2 separate regions of the Mus musculus genome follow, and region 2 is linked to region 1. Evidence: chromatin loops called from intact Hi-C (ENCODE). Cell type or tissue: left cerebral cortex. All regions are shown on one strand. Links, peaks and the distances in the headings refer to the core of each region. The heading gives the core; the rest is flanking DNA.

Region 1 (11,781 bases), core at 1,675-9,674:
CAAATAGTAGGAATAAAAATTCATTTATCTCTGGCAAGTATAGCTCTTGTATAATAATAATAGTAATAGTTGTAGTAATAATGATAATAATACAATAGGAAATAATAAAATAATAATCTAACAAATAATAAGACTTAAATCATGTACTATTGCTCTTTAGAATGCAGCCTTTTGCTTTTAGCCAAAGTTTTTTTTTTTTTTTTTTTGAAGTAAAAGCAAAATATAATTTTTATTAGATATTTTCTTTTTTCTTTTTTTTTTTCCATTTTTTATTAGGTATTTAACTCATTTACATTTCCAATGCTATACCAAAAGTCCCCCATATCCACCCACCCCCACTCCCCTGCCCACCCACTCCCCCTTTTTGGCCCTGGTATTCCCCTGTACTGGGGCATATAAAGTTTGCAAGTCCAATGGGCCTCTCTTTCCAGTGATGGCCGACTAGGCCATCTTTTGATATATATGCAGCTAGAGTCAAGAGCTCCGGGGTACTGGTTAGCTCATAATGTTGTTCCACCTATAGGGTTGCAGATCCCTTTAGCTCCTTGGCTACTTTCTCTAGCTCCTCCATTGGGAGCCCTATGATCTATCCATTAGCTGACTGTGAGCATCCACTTCTGTGTTTGCTGGGCCCCGGCATAGTCTCACAAGAGACAGCTACATCTGCGTCCTTTCAATAAAATCTTGCTAGTGTATGCAATGGTGTCAGCGTTTGGATGCTGATTATGGGGTGGATCCCTGGCTATGGCAGTCTCTACATGGTCCATCCTTTCATCTCAGCTCCAAACTCCGTCTCTGTAACTCCTTCCATGGGTGTTTTGTTTCCAAATCTAAGGAGGGGCATAGTGTCCACACTTCAGTCTTCATTCTCCTTGAGTTTCATGTGTTTAGCAAATTATATCTTATATCTTGGGTATCCTAGGTTTGGGGCTAATATCCACTTATCAGTGAATACATATTGTGTGAGTTTCTTTGTGAATGTGTTACCTCACTCAGGATGATGCCCTCCAGGTCCATCCATTTGGCTAGGAATTTCATAAATTCATTCTTTTTAATAGCTGAGTAGTACTCCATTGTGTAGATGTACCACATTTTCTGTATCCATTCCTCTGTTGAGGGGCATCTAGGTTCTTTCCAGCTTCTGGCTATTATAAATAAGGCTGCTATGAACATAGTGGAGCATGTGTCCTTCTTACCTGTTGGGGCATCTTCTGGATATATGCCCAGGAGAGGTATTGCTGGATCCTCCGGTAGTACTATGTCCAGTTTTCTGAGGAACCGCCAGACTGATTTCCAGAGTGGTTGTACAAGCCTGCACTCCCACCAACAATGGAGGAGTGTTCCTCTTTCTCCACATCCTCGCCAGCATCTGCTGTCACCTGAATTTTTGATCTTAGCCATTCTGACTGGTGTGAGGTGGAATCTCAGGGTTGTTTTGATTTGCATTTCCCTGATGATTAAGGATGTTGAACATTTTTTCAAGTGCTTCTCTGCCATTCGGTATTCCTCAGGTGAGAATTCTTTGTTCAGTTCTGAGCCCCATTTTTTAATGGGGTTATTTGATTTTCTGAAGTCCACCTTCTTGAGTTATTTATATATGTTGGATATTAGTCCCCTATCTGATTTAGGATAGGTAAAGATCCTTTCCCAATCTGTTGGTGGTCTTTTTGTCTTATTGACGGTGTCTTTTGCCTTGCAGAAACTTTGGAGTTTCATTAGGTCCCATTAGCCAAAGTTTTATTATTCAAAATAAACACGTATTAACTGACAATTTCATAAATGTATGCGGTGTATTTGATAATAGTCACCCCTTCACATTCCTCTCTCTTCTCCCCTTTCTCGATATCTTTGGAACCCTTTCTTCCCCCCTCTTTCTTCTTGGCCTTTTTAAAAGACGATCCACTGAATTTAATTAGAATCGCTTGTATGTGTATGATCAGCAGCTATACCACTGAAGAAAATGGCTCCCCTTCCCCTGGCAGACATTAATTACCAATAACCCCTCAGCTGGAGGTGAGACCTCATGAACTCTAGTCCCAACTCAGAAAAAAGCTCTAAATTTCAACAGCAGGAGTATCACCTCTTATGTGCTGACCCTCAGGCTACACTTACCCCTAATGCTACAAGCTGGTACTACAGATGCTAGGACCATCCGCACCGGGAGGGAACAGTGACTGATGTGCATAGAAGTAATTGTGTGTGATAAAATTTGTGCAGCAAGTCACACCACTGGCTTCATGGCTGTACTCTTCCTTTGATGTAACAGCTTGTTTTTTAAGTGTTAATTCAGGACACTCTTAAGAAAATCTCTTCTTACTTTTTAGTGTTAGGTGAAATTAAAGAGATATTCATCCAAAGAATTCCACAATAATGATATGAAATAGGGAAGTACACTGATATAGGGATAACATTAGGTGTATGGAGGGGGAAATTACTTTTATAAAGCAAAACTCAGTGTTTTTATAAAGTGAATCAACATGAATCTAGGTGTGGAGTTGCACATCTGTAATTTCTGCACTTAAGGGGTAAAGACAGGAGGGTTGTCACGTGGACAGTTGAGGGTACAAGTGAGTTCCAGGACAGAATCACATAGTGAGACCTTTGTCTCAAATATAACAATGTAAATAGAGAGGACCAGAAAACTTTAAACATGCATTTACCATAAGAAATGTGTATAAAATTACTTTTGCAAAGCAGAAGACATTGTTTAAGATGTTATAAGATGAATGCAAGTCAAACATGCATTCATCTTATAATAGTACCCAAGGCCTAAATATTTACCAAGCAGATATGGAGATGCGTATGCACACAAAGACCCAAATGTTTATCAAAACCATGTTGATAATCACTAAGAGCTGAAAGCAGGTGTAAAGTCACTTGTGGCTCATTGTCCCCATGGAAAGGATCTGCATCAACAACCGACTCACTCCCAGCTGGAGTGGCCGAGGAAGCACAGACATGCTGTGAGCGTGCAGAACAGGACGAGACCAGAAGCATCTTGCCTCTGTCCCCGCCAGATTCACTCAGACCCATGGAAAGACCACTCTAAGACTCCAGTGGTCCTTTGGTCATTTCACATCTTTACAGAAGAGCCCTGTGGCCATCACAGTGTGGAGAATTGCTCAAAATTCACGTGTTTTACAGAGTGGGAACCTACACTGTGCATCTCTACCCTCTGTGCCAGAAGTATCTACGGCATGCCGCCATCTCAACGCTGGACCCGCTGCCCCAGCCTTTCTTCCTGGGGTCTGGCAGTCACACCGTGCTTCCATTCCTGACACTCATCACTGAAGTATCATCATCCTCACTGTTCAGAGCTGAGACCCTTTTGGTCCTTATTAGACAGCAGGATGCTCAGCAGAAGCTCCGCAGGCCAGAGGACAGTTTGGCAATTTGTGGCCTTTGTCCAATGCAGATTTGCACAAAGGGGAAGCTGACACATAGTGGCTCCATAGCCACCGAGGCAGCAGACCTCCCGTTCATCCCCAAGCACACTCCCTGCTCATGACAGTGACCATAGTGTCCCACAGCTGGCCTGCCAGCCACAAAGTGTTACACTCCCCCCCCCCATGAGCCTGCAATCAATTGTCCCCTGACTCACATACACAGCCCCATCTAGGTGACCCCTTTATCCACTCACCCACCCAGTCTAGGTCATTGATGCCATCAGTCATGAGCATTGTAACTGAAAAAATTATGTAGTCTCTCATTCTATCTAGAATTATAGCTAACACACCAGAGCTGATACTCTCACAAGCATCCACAGAGATGGCTCTTTCTCTAAGGAAACCAATAGCAACAAAAGTCCATAAGATTGGAAACATGCACCAGTTGTACCAGATGTACACATATCAATGCTGGAGACAGAAGGAGCATGGAAAGCAAGGAAGCACCATACCCTAAAGGAACACAAAGGTTCCAACCAACACTTTGGAAGGAGGAAGTGGAAGGGGGAAAGTATGTCATTCTATTACAATCTCAAGAAATATAAAACGTTTTAAGAAGAAATTGATGAGAAGGGTAACAATATTCTTTAGTCAAGGAAAAATAGAAACACATGCCCGAAGCTATCACATGTAGTAAGAGGGAGGCTTAGCACACACAAGGCCCTGGGTTCAATCTTCAGCACCACATAAACTGGGCAGGCTGGAACAGTGCAGTGGAGGGTAAAGGAAAAGAGGGTCAGAAATTCAAGATCCCCCTGAATAGAAAGTAAAGAGGTTTCAAATGAGCAACCTAGCAGTGTAACTAAAGCAATGAGAAAAAACAAGTCCCAAATTCAAAGAAGCAAATGAACAAAAATCACAATAAGTAGATGAAATTTAGGCTAAAAAATTTTTGAATAGCAAAAGCAAGACATTATGTCTTAGTTGGACGTGATGGCATGATGCCTTTGATGACTTTGTAAGTCAGCCTAATCTATATATTAGGTTTCAGACCAGCTAGGACACATGGTGAGACCCGACTTTAAAAAAATAAAAAGATAAATCAGATACTTATAGACTAAGAGACTGAAGGGACCACATATATTAATACAAATATAAAATATACATATATTTCAAAGTGTACATTTAAAAAGTTACAGACAGCAAATGCAAAAACTGTCAGGTGGGGTTTTTTTTTAGAACTAAAGTATATTTGCACAACAAAGAAAGAGATCCCTTTTACCATTTTGTTTAGACAGGCAAACTATCTGATCGGCATAAGAAGATAGCTAGTGAAGAGTAAGTGTATGAAAAAACTCTAAGCACCACTAAGAGATCAAAGCTACAGTGAGATATCCTCTCACTCCTGTTAAAATAGTGAGTGACTTGTAATAGCAAACACACACACACACACACACACACACACACACACACCCAAACAAAATAAATGTTAATAAGGAGGAGGCAAGAATACTTTAATCTTAGTACTTTAGTGGTAATCTAATTAATATGGCCATTGTGAAATATATTAAAGCTTCCCTCAAACGAGCTAGAAATAGAGCTGCCACCAGGCATTCTTCTCCTGTCATTGCATGGGTAACTAAAGGAATGAAATCAGTGTATTGAAGAGGTGTAGCTGGTCTGTGCTACTTTGTAGGCTCCTTTTTCTTCTACCCTTCGCCACCCTTTATCCACCCCTTCAACTCCCTAACACTAGACAGGAGAGGGAAAAAAAAGAATAAAGAGGAGAGAGGAAAAGATCCCTGAACCTAATTTCTTCTTTCTTTTTTTGATCACAACTACTAATAACCCTCAACCACCACCACCCCTGAATGACCAACAACCACCATAGCCCACCAACTACCAACCTCACCTCTCAAGGTCCTAGCATTTATATGCCCTCTGAAAAGTTCCCAGAATCCAAATGGCATACCGTTGCAGCAACTGTTTACAGCTGCCCAAATCACACGCCTGCTAAAGCACGAGGCAAATCATAGTCAGCTGTCTGAAGCTACCCTGTATCACATCCCTAGGATTAAACCAAAAACAAATTCTTATAATATTTCTGTGTTTTTTAAAGAAACGAGAATTCCAAAATTGTCACTACAAAGAGTCATCTTCCCTCCCTTGGTTACTGCAATACTCTTCTGCCAAGAGTAGCTAAGCTATGGAATCGTCTCCAGTGTCCAACAGCAGATGAATGAGTAAAGAAAATGTGTTATTATTCATGCTGGGCTACTATTCAGTCACAAAAAGAGTAAAATCTATAACATGCAGCAGCATGGATGGACCTGGAGAGCACTGTGTTGGGTAAATACATCAGACACAGAATGACAGATGTCACTTGCTCTCACTTGCATGTATGTGTGCTAAAATTTAACTTTCTATAGAATAGGACAGTGGTTACCAAGGAGAAGGTTCAGGGAGGAAAGAATGAATGGAGGGTATAGCTAGTTTGAGGTTTCTGGTGGGTGGACTGAATGATTTCTAGTGTTCTGTAGCCCAGTGGGGTAACTGTGGTGGAAAACAGCTAATTGAATATTTCAAAATAGCTAGTAGAGAGGATCTGAATGCTTTCAATACAAAGAGATGGTTAATTACAGAAACAATGGATAGGCTGATTGTCAATCTCTGGTCATTGCATTTTGTTAAAATGTATCAAAATGCCACACTGTGCTTCATAAATATGTACAACTACATGCCAAGTTTAAAAGTACACAACACAGGTGAACATATGTGTGTGTGTAGAGAGAGAGAGAGAGCATGAAAATAACCCAAATTTCTATTATTTATTAAAGGATAAACACAGCTAACTACTGATATTTGCACCAGCAAGACTGAATCTACAAAGCATTAGGTTAAAGAAACGAGGGCAGGCACAAAGAACTACATACCATGACTCCTGCACATGACATTTTAGAACATATGACACTATTAGAACAGAAAGCAAGTCAGTGCTCACCTGGTCCTGAAGATGGACTTGACTACAAATGTGTGCAGGGAAACCATGGGAAATGACCGTTTCTGTATCCTGATTGTGATGGTGGTTATGTAAGCACACATACTGATCGAAAACACATAGCCTCGTACATTCCCAATTGATGGATTTCAGTGTATGCAAAATTCATAAACCTCACTTCAATAAGCTAGGTAAACTCCACAGTCAACCAGCAGGTGTCATGCATTCATTTATGAAAAAAATCAACAGCTCAGAGCAAAATGATTGTTTGCCTAATATTTGTACCTACAGTGATCATCAACATCACATTCAAGACAGATTCAAGAAATGAAAATATCCTAAGTATTCCACCTGCTCTAAGCAACTGTGCTGAATCCATCAAGACAGAGAACAAGATGTGCTTCACTTCACTGTGTCTAATGTCTCGAAGATTGTCAGAAAATGCAGTCACAGCTTTACAAACAGTGTTTGCCCAACCTTGGCAAACTCAGTCCTTTAATGGAGTTTCCTCTCTTTTCTATGTAACCGCCTGATGAGCCTCAGGGAATTCACATGCCATAAACTTTAGCCTGAGCAAAGCAACTCGCATGCTGTTTGGCAACTTCCAGGTAAGTTTCTTCTCTTTTGACTATCGCCCTCAAATGACAAACTGCTGCCAGTTGTCAGTGCTCAATAGCAAGCTGGGTCGCACGGTACCCTCTGCTCAATAGTGTCTGCTGATGGTGGGAAAGTGGGTGATCAGAACTTACGACATTCTTACATCTTAAGACTGGGTGAAAAGTGAAGGGTCCAAAGAATGGTCAGAACAATTGAGAAGCACATGAAGTCACATGGATGTTTGCTTTGGAGGAACACAGGGTGACAGTTGGGACTTACAGACAGAAGTAAGGGCAGGAGTACACAGAAAAAAAACAACTTAAGAGAGTGAAACAGATGCATGGCTCACACAATGAGCCAGAAGGAAGTCTTAACCTTTCTCTGCCAAATACATTTGGAGCGAATTCATTTGGAGATGTCTAGAGACTCCTTAGAATAATGTTTACTTGGATTACATAGAATATTATAAGTTCATAAAAATGATACTTGGAAAAGTGTGTGGCAACTTCAAAATAACATAAAAGTGTATTTATAGATTTAGAATGATTAATATTTGGGGGACTTGTATATGTCATGTCGAACATGTCCAAGTAAGGGAACAATCTGGGAGAGTGGGTTCTATCCTTTAACCGCATAGGTGCTGGAGATCTAAATCAGGTTATCAGGCTGTGGCAAGCGCTTTCACCTGCTGAGACATCTCGCTAAGCCCAACATGGATGGTTTATGTCATAGGTACTGTTACCTTCGGTAGTTTTCATCTTCTTTCCCCTAAATTGACAATTATTGAAACCCTCGATTTAGTTTAGAGAAATTAGAGTTGTAGTTTTTCTTTCTAAACACAGCTTTGTGTTTGATGTATGTACGATTTGAGGAGGCAAAGTTATATACAGACTGTGAGATGGAAGGAAGACAGGATGGTGGGGAAGAGGAACCATGAAGGATGGAAGCCGAAGAAACTTCCTTCTGCAGGAGAGACTTTCCCCCTCTTCACAAAGTTCATGGTGTTCACGTCGTTTTACCTACAAAGCTGCAGTGCCAAGATGCTGCAAGTGGGGCTTTGTTTCCCTAACCCCCAAACCTGAAATTGTCAGTTTTTTAAGCTTGCTTATCTTAAGATCTCTGCAATTTACCCTCTTTCCAAAACTCTACTCTTACTAGCTTAGATGCTTCATTAGCTGCCGGTCACTTACTGCTTACAGTGTGTCAGGTACAACGCAATGTTATAACACGTTGTCTTATTTAATCCTCCAGCCATCCTGAGGGTAAGAGTAATTATGGTTATCATAGATATAGAAACTGAAGGCCAAGAAAGCAAAAACTTGGTTAAGGCCTCAGGACTTTTAAATGACAGAGCCAGGATCAGAGTAACATTCTCTTGACCCCTAAAGCTGTATGCTTTCTCATTTCTCCCAGTTTCTGTTATCCTTGACCTCAAATCTATGCATCTTGTTTCAATATAAGTTCTTTCTCCCAAGAGACAAATCTAATCACTGTACTTGGCTATGTATGGTCTTTCAGCGTTCTTGCACACCTTAATAAGATTATTCTGACTACTGTATGGGATGTGGATTATAGAAGGGTAAAATGGAGCAATTAGGAAGGCTAATAGTGGACAATAATCATGAGGTGACTTGATGTCTTCTGACTTCCCAGAGGGTATTTGGCAAGGAGTGTGGAGATTTTGGTTTTCACAGCTGATGCACTGTGAACACTACTGCCATCTTGGACTCTAAAGAGAAATGATTTAGGTGTTTTAAGTCAGCGTGTTAGTGGTGGAAGCTGTGAGAAGCACTTACTTCAAGTAGATTTGGAAGAAGTTGATAAATTATATGGGATGTGTTGACAGGTTGACTGTGGAGTCCTATTTTATTTTGTTTCATTTTATTTTGCTGTGTAGCCCTGGGCTAAGCTGATCTTAAATTGACTATGCAGCCCAGGCTGGTCTTGAACTTGTAAAGGTTCTCTCGTGTAATGAAATTAGTAGTGTGCTCTCCCATAGCCAGTTTTGACTCCTGCGATTTTGACCTGAACAATGAGATAGACAATAGTAATGGTGACAGTAGTAATGGTGACTGAAGGGAGAAACAGACGACAGTCCTCAGAACATTTTAGTTTTGTGGTTTTGTTTTGTCTTTATTAGAAAATATAGCAACTTTAATAACTTTAAATTTTCTGGGCCTTTGTTCATATACATACCAAAATAGTTTATTTTTAAAAAAAAATTGACTTATATAAGACCCTTAAAGTAAAGGTTGACACTCTTCAACTTTTTTTAAAAAAAGAAAATATTTTTTCTCAGTGACACTTAGTGTAAACTTGGGGACTTTGGGTTTCTTCTTAACAAATATTCTTTGGGGTAATATCAAGTTTGCAAGGAAAAATCTTACAAGATTTACATTCTTTAGTCTTTCCTCTTGATTAACGGCATTCTAAAATTTTCCAAAGTGTTACAAGCTTTGCATTCTTACAGTTTCAGTTGTGAGCCTAGCCTTTAATGGTGAGAGCATCTCTCCAGCCCCACTGTGCACTCTTGTAGTGTTGCAAGTTGATCTCAATGAATCCTCATCATTTAGTTCATTCCTGGCTTCAGATTATTGATTGCATTTTTAAGAAAATATTCCTACATCTATATCCATAGCTAAAAATTACATAACAGGATGATTTTAATTTACTTTCAAAACCCTGGCCCTTTCTGGGGTTCCATTGCTTTCTCATCGACTCAGAGAACTACAATGAGAGGGAACCATTAGAAACAATTACTGAGAGAACGGTAAGACAAAGTAGGTTCTGGAACAGGCACACTTGACTGATTTTCAGTAGTCTTTATAGTTTTATTTCTAATAACAACCCCAACACATATTTTCCTTACCTCCAAAAGAAAAAAAAACCCACAAACAAATGACAACAAAAACAAACAAACAATTAAAGAAACAAAAAACCCTTCAAGTTATCTCCTTCTGGGAGGGGAAAATTTACCTGCAAATACTTGATTCAATCTTTATATTACTTGACATTTATAGTAAAAAAGCCAATAATTTGAAGCTATTATTCTCTAGCTTTGCTATAATCACCTCCCTCTCTCCCTCTGCTTTGCCTTGCCTCTGCTCAGGTCAGTGGAACAATCTAATTTGATCTAGTCTCCTTGGATAAGGAATATTCAGTGTCCAAGTTATACATATACATACACATATAAATACATATGTATATATATATATATGTATATATATATATATATATGAGCAAGTCATGAATACATCACAATATTATCTTGGCATAAAGATTGTCTTTGCACTTTTGAGGATGTAGTTCATTTTGTCTCATTGAGAGCCCTCCTCCTAAGCTTCATAACCTGTCAGTGTTCTTGTGTTCAGATCATAAAGACTGAATATGTAAATGGGTTACAGTGGCTGAAGTCTCTCTGTCTTCATCAGTCAAGTTCAGTTTAGTGAATGATGTTTCAGGTTATATGTCATCTATTCCCTAAAGTATTCCTAAGCACCACAGTTGAGCTAAATGCTCCCTGAGTGCCAAATATTTACTTTTTGGCCACTGTTTATCTGCCTGTTCCTGTATCTCCTACTATCTGCAAAGTCATGTAGATAGCTTCAGGCTGTGCATTGCTACACCCTCAATATCTAATTAAAGGCCCCAAACCCCAGCTTGCATGAGTATGAGAACACGATTGGTATTCATACGACCGTTTCTCCTTACCCATGATACACGAGAGGAAGATAATAGAAAAATTACTATGGAGGTCCCTCAGTCCTAAGCCCCAAGTAAGAATTCTATATATAGCATCTCTACAGCGTTGAGCTACTGCTACAAGACTTCCAGAAGAGGGAATATGCTTAGCTTTTTCCATTTATGGGTAATTCACATTTTTAGAAAGTGCTTTTTTTGTATTGAATCAAAATCTGCCTCCTTGATTCTATCTGCCCCTTGGACTTTTATAGATTTCATTTCTATAGCATTAGTCTTCACATTTTAGAAAGACATTGAATTACATTTATTTAGAACATCATTAGGATGATTTGTCTTACCTAGACACCACCACCAATAGGAAGAAAAACGTTTGCCACCCAGTAAAGGATTTAATTCCAGTATGTATAGAGCATGGACCAATCTGAAGTAGGAAGAACAAGAACAGTGACAAGTTTGGTGACAACTTTCAGTCAGAGAAACAGTCTTCATTTTCTTGTCCGACATTCTACTGAAAGGTACTGTTATTATTGGGTATTTAATGGCATGTATTGTAGGCTATACTATGGAGATTCATTTGTGGCAGGGATATTTTGCATTTGAATATGCTCATCAGAATGTGTCTTTGCAAAATTACCGTACTGCCGTTGCCTAGTTTCATTGCCATGTCAACTCCACATGGGAAAGACCAAGTATTCTGTCTAGTTCCAGTTCACCACCTCTGTGCTGTCACTGGCAATGAGATCTCCCAGGCTCCGTAGAGCACGGGGTTCAGTACTCCTGCCCATTCCTTCAGCTTGCTGTCTACCCAGATGTGAGCATTTTCTTCTCTGTAGTGGTTCTCATCCATGTCTCTTTGGCAATAGAGAGAGGAGACCCTCATCACTGTGTCATTCAGTTTCTGCTCCCCTTTATCACACCACCTTCCTATTTTCTCCTACAAGGATACCAAAGCCACAATCATTTTCCTTCAGCTCCTGTAACCCAGAAGTTCTCAACTGTAGATCTCAACTCCTTTAGGGTCAAACAACCCTTTCATAAGGTGCACATATAATTTATCCTGCATTATCTGTTCTTTACATTATGATTCATAACTAATAA
Region 2 (11,781 bases), core at 2,530-10,529, 430 kb after region 1:
AAAAAACGTGGGACACACTATTTCCACAATTTTTTTCTTCTCTGTTGGGGGGAAGGTTGCAAGGGTGGAGAGCAGGTATTAGGGGAGGGGGTGATGAGTGGAATTGGGGTGCATGATATGAAATTCACAAAAAAGTTTTTTAAAAAAGTTTTCTTTTATAAGTGTTGTCGTGGTCATGGTGTCTTTTCACAGCAATAGACCCAAACAAGAAAACAAGACAACAACCACATCCAGCTTGTTCAAGTATCTCAGATCTCATTCCTAAATTCTACTCACTTTTTTTTTGGACGTAATAAATATTTTTTATTGGATATTTTCTTTATTTACATTTTAAATGTTATCCCCTTTCCCAGTTTCCTGCCCTCCCAGAAGCCCCCTACCCCATCACCCATCTCCCTGCTTCTATGAGAGTGCTCCCATACCCACCCACCCACTCCCGCCTCCCTGCCTTCGAATTCCCTGGGGAATCGAGCCTTCACAGGACCAAGGGCCTCTCCTCCCATTGATGTCCCACAAAGCCATCCTCTGCTATATATGTGGCTGGAGCCATGGGTCCCTCCGTGTGTACTCTTTGGTTGGTGGTTTAGTCCCTGGGAGCTCTGGGGGGTACTGGTTAGTTCATATTGTTGTTCCTCCTATGGAGCTACATCTACTCATGTTCTTTATGCATGTCCCTTGTCTCTAACCAACACATTTAATTTTTCCTTTAGTAGTTTGAACATATGGAATATAGTTATACTATTTCAATAGTATCTGCAAATCCCTTTGTTGTTAGTTGAGTTTATACTAATTTTTTCTAATCCCAGTGTCATTGCTCCCAGCGTCATTGCCTGGTAATGCTTGTCTGTTCACTTACTTGCTTGTTTTACTTGTTTTTTGTTGTTGTTGTTGTTTTTTAATAATTATTTATTTATTTTATGTATATGAGTACACTGTAGCTGTCTTCAGACACACCAGAAGAGAGCATTGGATCCCATTACAGGTGATTGTGAGCCACCATGTGGTTGCTGGGATTTGAACTCAGGACCTCTGGAAAAGCACTCAGTGCTCTTAACCTCTGAGCCACCTCTCCAGCTCCGTTTTGCTTGTCTGTTTGCTTGCTTTGGTGCTCAGACACGCTCACCCTGTTCTCTGCCACTGAGCTGTTCCCTGGCTCTGGTCACTTATTTTTATATCAAACACTGTTGGGACTTTTACCTTTTTATGGCTGGACATTTTTTTGTATTCTTTTAAATACATTGGTTCTGGGCCATAATTATGTTACTTAAAAAATAATGTTGCCTTTTTAGAAGTGTTACAATATTTATACTTTTAAATTTAACAAATATTTATACCAATAAAGACACAGGAGGCATAAACTGAGGTAAAAACCTGCTAGCCCAGAGAGCTAACTTTATTTTCTTAACAATATATAAAATATCAACTTATGAGACTGGCTCTACAACTAAACAACTAGCTCTTTAGAAATCTCCTTCAATTTGTCTCATTCTACTGTGCTCCTCTACCTTTCCCTTGAGCTCCTCCAAACCCGAGAGAGCTTCTTAGCTCTTTCCTAGAATATTGTTTGACCTGCGTCCTGCCAGCTGCTGTTCTGTTGTTCCTGTAAGCCAAAAGAGAAAATCCCTCTTTATCTCCACACTGAGAGAGAGAGAGAGAGAGAGAGAGAGAGAGAGAGAGAAAGATCCAATTTCTATTAAAGAAGTCTCTCGCTCCTCCCTTATACCCTTGGCAGGCTGAGCCCTGTCATGGTGGGTGGGCTCCAAGCTAGTAGGGGCCAAATTAGTAGGGTCTAACCCTAACCCTACCTTTAACCCTAAATTCTAGCCCTAACCCTAACCTCAAGGCTGTCCAGTTGACTTTGCCTCAGGTCATAGAGCAAAGACCACAAGAACCTCCCCAAAGGAGTTTGTCTTTTTTTTTTTTTTTTTTTTTTTTTAATATCCCTGGCTGTCCTGGAACTCACTTTGTAGACCAGGCTGGCCTCGAACTCAGAAATCCGCCTGCCTCTGCCTCCATGCGCCACCACGCCCGGCGCAGTTTGTCTTAAAATAGACAGGATTTTCTTCAGCATTCTTTTCTATGGAAGCTTTTAGAAGCACACCCAAACCGCATCTCTTCAGGATGCACCTAACTGCATCCGACAGCTTCCACATCTATCTGAGTTTGTATATTTTGCTAACAACTGGGTTTTCTATGTACAACAGTCAAACATCCTGTAACAATGTGTCTCAGCTTTTACTTGGTGGCTCAGTACCGCCCAGTTAGGAGTCATGACTAGCCCGAGCGAGCACTCTGCACCTAATTCACTTGCTGGTGGTTTGTGGGGTTTTCTAACTTGGCAAAGGTTAGGCATGGTGGTAGGCAGGCTCACCTCCCAGGCCTGGGTGAGTGCAATTCCTCTAATCTGTCCATTTGATTCTTTCCCAGCCTAAGGTATTGAGACACAGTTCAGTGCTTTACAGAGTACACAAGAGTGGACATTTCTGCAGGTCTCCCTTTGAATTCAGACTTGAGATGTTGTCTCCCATCTCTCCAGTAGTCTGTCCTGCCAGCTCGAGGCAATCAAGTCTCTTCAACATCCCATCCATATTCTCAGCTTGACAGCTACAGAGGTTAGGTAGAGCATTAGGGCCTGGGATGGAGGGATGGGTCTCCCTAGGACAGGGAAATAGAAGAGATGGTTATGAATGGGTAGGGTTGTATGTGCTGGAATAGGGGGTTAAATAGGGAGGGAGAGGAAGACAAGGGAGGAAATATGAGGAAAGACTGATAAAACTCAGGGCCATTTGAGGGGTAGTATGGAAACCTGATACAGTAGAAGCTTCCTAAAACACATGCATGAAGATGCTCTCAATAAAAAGTCCAGATAACCAAAGAGACAGAGCCCAACTGGCTATGTCTCATCATCAAATAAAGCTTCCAGGACCAGGAATGAGTTACATATAATCAAGCTCTTGGCCAAAGAGGTCCCACGGGAATCCCCAAAGGACCCAGTGCCTACCTAGAGCGTTCACCCCTACAGACAAGTGTACATGGCCCTGGAAGGTACTCTGTAGGCCACCAAAGGATAAAGGTAAACACCAACCAAGCTACAAACTGATTCCCAACAGTGAGTAGCCTATAAGATGCACTGGTGTAATAGGGGCTCAGACTTGTGGGAGTAACCAACAAATATCTGATTTGAGTGAAGACCCACTCCATGAGATGGAATGCAAACCTAATGCTGATCCGGTGGTCAAGAACCTAAGACTGGATAGGCCCAAGGGCCCAAGGGAAAAATGGAGCACTACTGTTCTGCTAAAGGAAGGTAGCCCTAAAGTGACTCCTAACAACATTTTGCTATGCTCATAGATCCATACCTTGCTCAGCCATCATCAAAGAAGTTTCCTCCAGCAAGAGATAGGGGGCAAATACAGAAATCCACAGCCAGAAAATATGTGGAGTAAGAAACCTTGAACAGCCCCAAAAGGGATATATCACTCTAAGAAATCCCTCCCTCGGGGAAGAGGAGGCAGAGTGTGAGAGCTTGAGGGGATGGAGAACAGCAAGGAATCAGGCAGTGTGTGCACAGGGCCTCACAGGTCTGCACCACATGGGGTCCTAGAGCTAAAAGGAGAAGAGAATACACACCTGCATCCCTAACCAAGACTCTGCAGTCTCCGATTGATGGCCACTTGCAAATGCTTTTTCCACGTGAGTCTCACTGAGGAAGCAAACCACTCCTAAGGGTCAGCCGCAAGTCCCTGAGTAGACAGCCAACGGAGAACAAAGACAGTGGCACCTTTGAAGGTTCTTTGTCTCATAATGTTAAGTCGGGCATTTTTTAACAGTCTATGTCCTTTGCATATGCATTATGGCTTCTAGTTTTGTGATTTTTGTGGGATCCCTGTGTGTGCCGATGTGCGTCTTGGCGGCTGTATGGATTTCTTGTGCTTTCTCTTTGGCTCATTTTCTTGTTTGGCTGTTTTGTGCCATTTAAATTTGTTTGCTTTTGTTATAACTTATTTTATTTATTTATTCCATAGAAGCTTGTTTGTTTTCTAATGAGAGACAAAAAGGGAGTGGATCTGGATGGGGTGGGAACTGGGGTGGGAAGGGAAACTGTAATCAGAATATACCGCATGGAAAATCTATTTTCATTTTATATGTACATATATATAAATTGAGGATCTATGCATATATAAAGAGTGGAGATACACACACACGTATAGGTACAGGCATAGGCATAGGCATAGGCATAGGCATAGGCATAGGCATAGGCATAGGCATAGGCACAGGTACAGGCATAGGCATAGGCACAGGCACAGGCACAGGCACAGGCACAGGCATAGGCATAGGCATAGGCATAGGTACAGGCATAGGCATAGGCATAGGCATAGGCATAGGCATAGGCATAGGCATAGGCATAGGCATAGGTACAGGCATAGGCATAGGTACAGGCATAGGCATAGGCATAGGCATAGGCATAGGTACAGGCATAGGCATAGGCATAGGCATAGGCATAGGCATAGGCATACATATATATCCACAGCTCGGGGATCACTGCAGGGCCCACCTTGGCTTCTCCTCTCTGTGCTGTGGCCTGAGAACTTTACCCTGGCTGCAAGGAACAGCCTGTGCTTGTTTCCGTATCTCAGGGAACGCTGCCTCTCATTGCTTGATAGTTACTATCTTAGAAATTGCCATACTATATTTGGCTCACCCTTTAAGCTGTCACAGGAAGGAAGGTAGCTCTAGTCTGTCCTCCCCACCCATCTGTGCATGTGGCGCACGCGCGCGCGCGCATGTGTGTGTGTGTGTGTATGTATGTATGTATGTGCATGTGTGTGTATGTGTGTGTGTATGTGTGTGTGTGTATGTGTGTGTATGTGTGTATGTGTGTGTGTGTATGTGTGTGTATGTGTGTGTGTGTGTGTGTGTGTGTGTGTATGTGTGTGTTGTGCATGTGCACATGCTCTCCCCAGTTGTATGTGAGTACCCTTGAGAAGGAGAGAGGAGCTTTGAGCTAGCCTCTACATTCCAATTAGTAGGGACAGACCGCTTTGTCGTTTGATAATTCCCTTGTCTCCACCTCCCATCTGCTGTAGGAACACAGATTACGATGCATACTGCCATCCCTATTACATGTGCTGTGGGGACTTACACTCAGGCCCCCACTTGAACAGCAAGTACTTTACTAACTAACCCTCTCTCAGCTGCCCCCCAACCCCCATCCCTCTTCCTCCGTTTTGGTTGGAAGAAGAAACATAATTTATTTTATTGCAATATTGTGTCAATATATACAGAAAAATAATTATAGAACCCCTTATTCATATATTCTAATTTGCTTTTCTCTTGCTATGATAAACACCAGGGTCAAAAGCAATTTGGAAAGGAAAGGGTCTATTTCATCTTTTTTTTTTTTTTAAGATTTATTTATTATTATATATAAGTACACTGTAGCTGACTTCAAACAAACCAGAAGAGGGCATCAGATCTCATTACGGGTGGTTGTGAGTCGTTATGTGGCTGCTGGGATTTGAACTCAGGACCGTTCAGAAGAGCAGTCAATGCTCTTACCAGCTGAGCCATCTCGCCAGCCCCAGGTCTATTTCATTTTACAGTCATCATCAAGGGAAGCAAAGATCCAAGCTTAAAAGGAAAGCTGTTTACTAGCTTGTGCCTTACCTCGAATTAGGCTTTCTTACACAGCCCAGACCCATCTGCCTAGGGATGGTACTACCTACCCACCATGGGCTGGGCCCTCCTCCATCAATCAGCAGTCAGGAAAAAGCCTCCCAGATGTGCTCATGGCTAATGCGATGGAGGCCACTTTTCAGCTGAGGGTCTCTCTTCCCAGGTGAGTCAAGTTGACGAAACCAATACAGACCATCACAGCCTATAAATCTTCTCATTGTTCTCCTACTGACCACGGGGTGTGTGTGTGTGTGTGTGTGTGTGTGTGTGTGTGTGTGTGTGTGTGTGTGTGTGTGTGTGTGTGTGTGTGTTATGTGCAGGTGCAGGTTGCACAGTGTGGATGTGGAGGTCAGAGGACAACTTTGTAGAGTTGCCTCTGTCTTTCCACCTTAACATGAGTCTCAGGGACTGTACTCAGACGACCAGACTTCAGTGACAAGGGCCACTGAGCTCTCTCCATGGTGCATGAGTAGTTCTTAACTAAAGAAAGCATTTTAAAATCTCATAAGTTAATTCTAACTATCCAGAAAATAAATAAGATTAAAGTCAATTACATTAATTTTAGGGGACAAATTCGGCTTGATTCGAATGAGACAAAGTACTGATTGCTCTGGTCTGTGTGTGACGGTTTTCACTACCTGGACAGTCATGACTCACTTCCCCCCGAGTTTGTCTGTGTGACTCACTGAAGAGCATTGATTCGTCTGCACAATGCACCATGATGTCATCCGGCCTCCGCTCCCTTCAGCTACATCGCTTACACGACGATCCCAGCCCTGTTTCCTTTGGTACCTGTGCAATTAGATGTGCAGCTGAATATGAGATTGTGACAGTGCGTGGCTATTCAAAAGGGCATGTTAATCATCCTGAATATACTCAAGCTTTTTAAAAAATAATCATAGACTTAGAAAAGTGAGCTTTAAAAAAAAAAAAAAAAAAAACCCACGCCAGGCACACCATGCTGTTTGATATCAATTCTTTCAATGCAGGGCAATAAGACATTTCTCAAGGTGGTCGCCACGTTGAAAAGGTCAGAGATGTATTTGAATCAAGAGAGATGCTAAGTAGAGGTATCCAGTCAGTTCAAAAGCTCTGATAATGAGGAGGGAATGGAGGATGAGGGTGCAATTAACTAAATAATACTTGCAAGAGAAAAGAGGGGAAATGCTAAGAAAATGACAGAAGCAACTGCACAGCGCAGAAGAACATGGTGGTACAAAGAGATAAGTAGGACTCTTCCTAAGATGGACAGGACAACACGAGGCACAGCCTGGCCTCAAAGAAAGGAGAGGAGAGAGGAGGAGAGAGGAGAGAGGAGAGAAGAGAGAGGAGAGAGGAGAGAGGAGAGAGGAGAGAGGAGAGAGGAGAGAGGAGAGAGGAGAGAGGGGAGGGGAAGAGGGGAGGGGAGGAGGGGAGGAGGGGAGGGGAGAGGAGAGGAGAGGAGAGGAGAGGAGGGGAGGGGAGGGGAGGGAAGGGGAGAGGAGAGGGAGAGGGAGAGGGAGAGGGAGAGAGGAATCTGGGAAAGAGGAAAGGGAGATGCAGGGGAAGGAAAGGAAAGAGAGGGGAAGAGGAGAGGGGCAGAAGGAGACAGGAAGGTAGGGGGAGAGAAGGGGAAGGGAGATAAAGGGAAGGGGAGAGGAGGGGAAGGAGATGGAGGGGAGGGGAGGGGAGGGGAGGGGAAGAAGTAAAGTATCCAGGATCTTTGTGACTAACACATATATTACAGAGTCATACCAGGCAAATGAGGAAAACTGGCCAAAGCTCTATCAACAGTCAGAATGTACATGTGGATCGTGAATGGCACAGTATTGAGTCCTCAGGCCTCTGAGGGAAGGTGAGTCTGGACCAGTCTGTCGGGAAGAGTTCAGCAAGACAGAAAAGAGCACCATGAGATGCTACCTGCATGAGATGGACTGCAGCCATTCAGGGTCTCCATGTCCATAGCATTGTGGATCTGCTTCTGTTTTTCCTTGGTGGGCCTGTCATCTCTCTTCAACCTCTGCCTTTTGATAAATGTCATCCTACTGTGTGGCTTAAGAACCCTTCCATCTTCTTTTGTGCTTCATTCTTGGCTTTTTCATTGGCTGTGTGTGTGTGTGTGTGTGTGTGTGTGTGTGTGTGTGTGTATGGTATGTGGTGTATTGTGTGTGTATGTGTGTATGGTGTGTGTATGTGTGTGTGTGTGCGCGCGTGTGTGTATAACACACACACACACACATCATTCACTATCTTAGTTTTTGAGACAGGATCCTTGACTGAGCTGAAGCCCACCAGGTCAGCCCCCCAGGATCTGGCTGTCTCCTCTCTCCACCCAGGACTGGGGTTCCAGGCACTGTTGTCATCACATCTGGTACTCATTGACTGTGGTGGCTCCGAACTCCCATCCTCAGGCTTGTGGAGACTTTTCCTCCCAGAGCCACTGCCCCAGACGCTGTGGGTCTGGTCCGTGGTGATGTTTTGTGTCATTGTTTCCCTAACTTATCCGTTCTCCTCCTCCTCCTTGATGCTGTCTGTGGACAGTCCTCTAGGGGATAGAGAATTCCCTAGAATGCAGCGGGGAGGAAAGGATCATTCAAAAAAGTCTATAATTCCCAGAGTGAGCTCCTTATGGTGCCAGAAGAGTTCAATGGAATGGCAGGAGGACTATCTTGGTTAGCCCTTTAAACCTCCAAGTCCTCTTTGGCAAGCATGTATGACTTGCAGTCTGAATAATTATGTAAAACCTCTCAAATAGTCTGGTCTACTTGAGGGAAAAAAAAAAAAAACCTCGAGTGTTTGACTCTCAGAGCTATGCAAGAAAGGTCAGTTGTCTACATCAACCTGAACAATACACCTCGAAGCTGGGGTGGGAGACTTCCAGAAAAGTAAGAGAAAGGACAAAAAGGCTCCTAGACTTTGATAGAAACTCTTTTTTTTTTTCTGCCATTGACAGAGAATGGGGAAACCTGAGATGCTTCAGGAGGGAAGTGAGACGCCATGTCCTATTTCAGCTCAAAGTCTCTTCAAGAAGGTCACGTCCCTCACTGTTGACACACCCTGATTTGGAGCCATGTCAGTGTGACACCAGTCCAGTTTCTCATCACTGGACACTCTTTTACTGTGACAGTCAGTCCTCTGAGTGCATGGGCAGCTATTGAGTTTGTGCACGAACTGAGATCTACAATGACTAAGTATTTCAAAGCAAATCAGATTTCTATAGCAGCTAAAATAAAATTATTATTCCAGGGCCAGAGAGTTGACTAGTAGGTAGAAGTGCTTGCTGCGATGCCTGGTGACCTGAGTTCAGTGCCCGAGTCTGTCCCAGATGAAGTACATTTTTATATTATCCCGGTGAAAACTCCTTGGTTAGGTTATTAACCTTAAGAAGAGACCCGAGAAGCTGCGAGTCTGGCATTGAGCATCAGATCTGTCTGTCTCTGCTGGCTCTGGAGGCAGCTGTGATATGGCTGTGGAAGAGCCAGCCACCTGATACCAGTGTGCATTGTGCTGGGGGCCTTTCTCATGCCCATAGACAACTGCTCTGCAGACTCGAGCTGGTAACTTGAGTATGGGGACGTGCTACTTTTTGAATCAATGCTAAGCAAAGGGGAGGAAAAGATTTTGGGGTTGTCTTTCTCCTTGTGTTCCTGAAATCTGATTCAGTCAACAAACAATAACAACTTGCACCTGTTTCTTCCACATGTTAACTTGAATTCGCCGTCAGGTCTTCCAGCCTTGGAGCAACCTGTAAATCTAGGCTACTGCTCCTTTAAGGTGTGATCTTTAAGGGAACTCTTAAGGCAGAATCACATGGGAGTCCTGTGGAAATATAAACAGATTGGGAGTGGTGAGATGGGTAAAGGCACTTGGGACCAAGCCTGAAAACCTGAGTTGAGTCTGTGAGATCGACGTAGTGGAAGAAAAGAACCAACTCTTGAAAGTCCGTCTGCCTTTTATATACATGGCATCACACACACACACAGACACACAGACACACACACACACAGGCACTGGTGAGAAATTACTGTAATAAAAACTATAGATGCCCAAGTCACACCCAGATTCCCCCACTCAGAATGTCCTGGGAGAGGAGTGGACTGGACTTTTATATCTATAAAGACGTGTATTGCACTGAAGTTTGAGACTCACTGAGAGCACAGAGAGATGGCATCAGAGAGGCTGAAGAAGTCTCAGTCTGAGTACTAGAATGGAACAGCACGGAAACCAGGGTTAAGTAGTCAGAGGCTCCAATATTCTTTGCCTGCTCAGGGAATCAACCCTGTGAGCACTGCAGGTTAAAACCTCTCTTCAAGCTGGGCTTGGTGGTATGTGCCTATAATTCAGCAGTGGAGAAGGAGAAGCAGGAAGACTGAGAGACCAAGGACAGCCTCAGCTACATAGCAAGCTCAAGGCCAGGCTGAGCTATATGAGTCCCTGTCCCAAGAACAAAATAATAAAAATAAAATATCTTCCTTTATCCTCTTTCTTTATTCCTCTTCTTCACAGCTTATTTTGATATCTTTCCCTAGACTCATAGTAACTTGAAAAACAGAAAAATTAACTATATAACTATCCTAATTAGACAAATGTTTTGATATCTTACCCTCATATTTAGCATTTTGTCTGTGTGTTGGTTTGTTCGTTGAAACGGGATCTCACAGCCCAAACTTGCTTTGAATTTACACTTCCAAAGTTCAAGAATTACAGAAGTACAGCTGTTTATACATGGATGCAACCACATCTAACTTTTTTTTAAAGCTATTTTAGCCAGCCACAATAGTACACGCCTATAATCTCAGCCCTCAGAAAGCTGAGGCAGGAGGACTGTGAATTTACTGCCAGCCTACATAGAAGACACTCTCTCAAGACAAGAAGAATGCCTTTCCCTAACATAGGCATGATTTAGAAATTAGATTCTTGATCAGAAGAATGCTGTGTCAAACACCCATTAGAACAGACACAGCCTAGGCCTTCCTGCACATATGTAGCTTGGTCTTCACGTGGGTCCCAAATAACTGGAGCAGGGGCTATCTCAAAAGCTGTCGCCTGTGTGTGGGATACGTTCTTCTAGCTGGGTTGCCTTATCTGGCCTCAGTGTGGGAGGAGGCACCTAGGCTGGCAGAGACTTGATGTGCCAGGGTGGAAGGATACCCAGGGGGCCCCCACCCGCTCAGAGAAAGGGAGGGGTGGGGGGAAGGATTTGAGAGAGGGTGACCAGAGGAGAGCAGTAAGTGGGATGTAAAGCGAATAAATAAAAAGAACAGACATAGTCCGGGAAGGCAAGCTTGAGTTTTCAGGGAACTGAAGTTGCCATTTTTTCCCACTGTTATGAGGGTGCCTAGGGGCCTCTGGGCCAGGACTGCAGGGGCCAGTCTTGGTCCGTGCCGTTGAGCCCATCCATATATAACCCTCATCACCTCCACGGTGGCCACTGAGAAAGCATGAAGGTAACTACAGAAGAGATGCCATGCTGTGAAAAGCCATGGTGATGTCTAGGTGACATGGCAAGGCACTGTCACAGCTAGCTCATCAGTGTGCGAGAAAACCAAGCCTGATGAGAACCAGTGAGTCAGATTAGCCGTGACTCTTCAACCCCGTGCACATCTGGAGATGACCGCAGCTTTGCCAGATCTTGATTGCAATCTTATGAGATTCCTTTAGCCAAAAATACCCAGCTATCTTGTTCTTGGATTCCTAGTTGTGAAGTAATAGATTGTGACGTAATAAATATTTGTTGTCTCAAACTCCCAAATTTGAGGCAGAGGGATTTGTTCTTCAGCAAGAAATAATTGAGAGTGTTGTGGAGTTAATAAATGTCCTACCCAATACTGCTGCTGAGGAGAAACCCATTTTTTTTTTCAGCTGCACAATTATACCGTGGCCATAGCTCCTTGGTCTTGTCACGTATCGTAGGATCTTTCAGAGGAGACTGGGCTATAAAACAGCTCACTGAAGGCTCACAGTTGTAATGCTAGTTGAAGACAAGACTGAAAGGCTACAGCCCATCCTTTAGGATGTGTGCTATTTGGGGGATCAGCAAGAAACATGGAGTACTCTTTCTTCTACAGCCAGAATGTACTACACTGACAAAGGGGGCCAAAATGGGAACAGACTTCCCCACCATTA

The links. Peaks named below come from ENCODE experiments on the same cell type or tissue, not always from the same donor. Only the 100,000 strongest peaks of a DNase experiment are listed, where the experiment ranks them.
Region 2: a loop joins it to region 1, with 1.9 times the contacts of the local background. A loop is called at or near these places in 6 of 42 quality-filtered maps.

What each region holds. Positions count from the first base shown.
Region 1 is chr3:116,034,376-116,046,156 of GRCm38, forward strand. No RefSeq gene overlaps it. Among named protein-coding and RNA genes, the nearest start is that of Gm26344, 26 kb to the right of the region's middle. In left cerebral cortex, for the core only: a CTCF peak has its summit at 6,605; a DNase peak (open chromatin) is centred at 6,601.
Region 2 is chr3:116,468,418-116,480,198 of GRCm38, forward strand. No RefSeq gene overlaps it. Among named protein-coding and RNA genes, the nearest start is that of Rtca, 34 kb to the right of the region's middle. In left cerebral cortex, for the core only: no CTCF peak of the experiment used is centred there; a DNase peak (open chromatin) is centred at 6,393.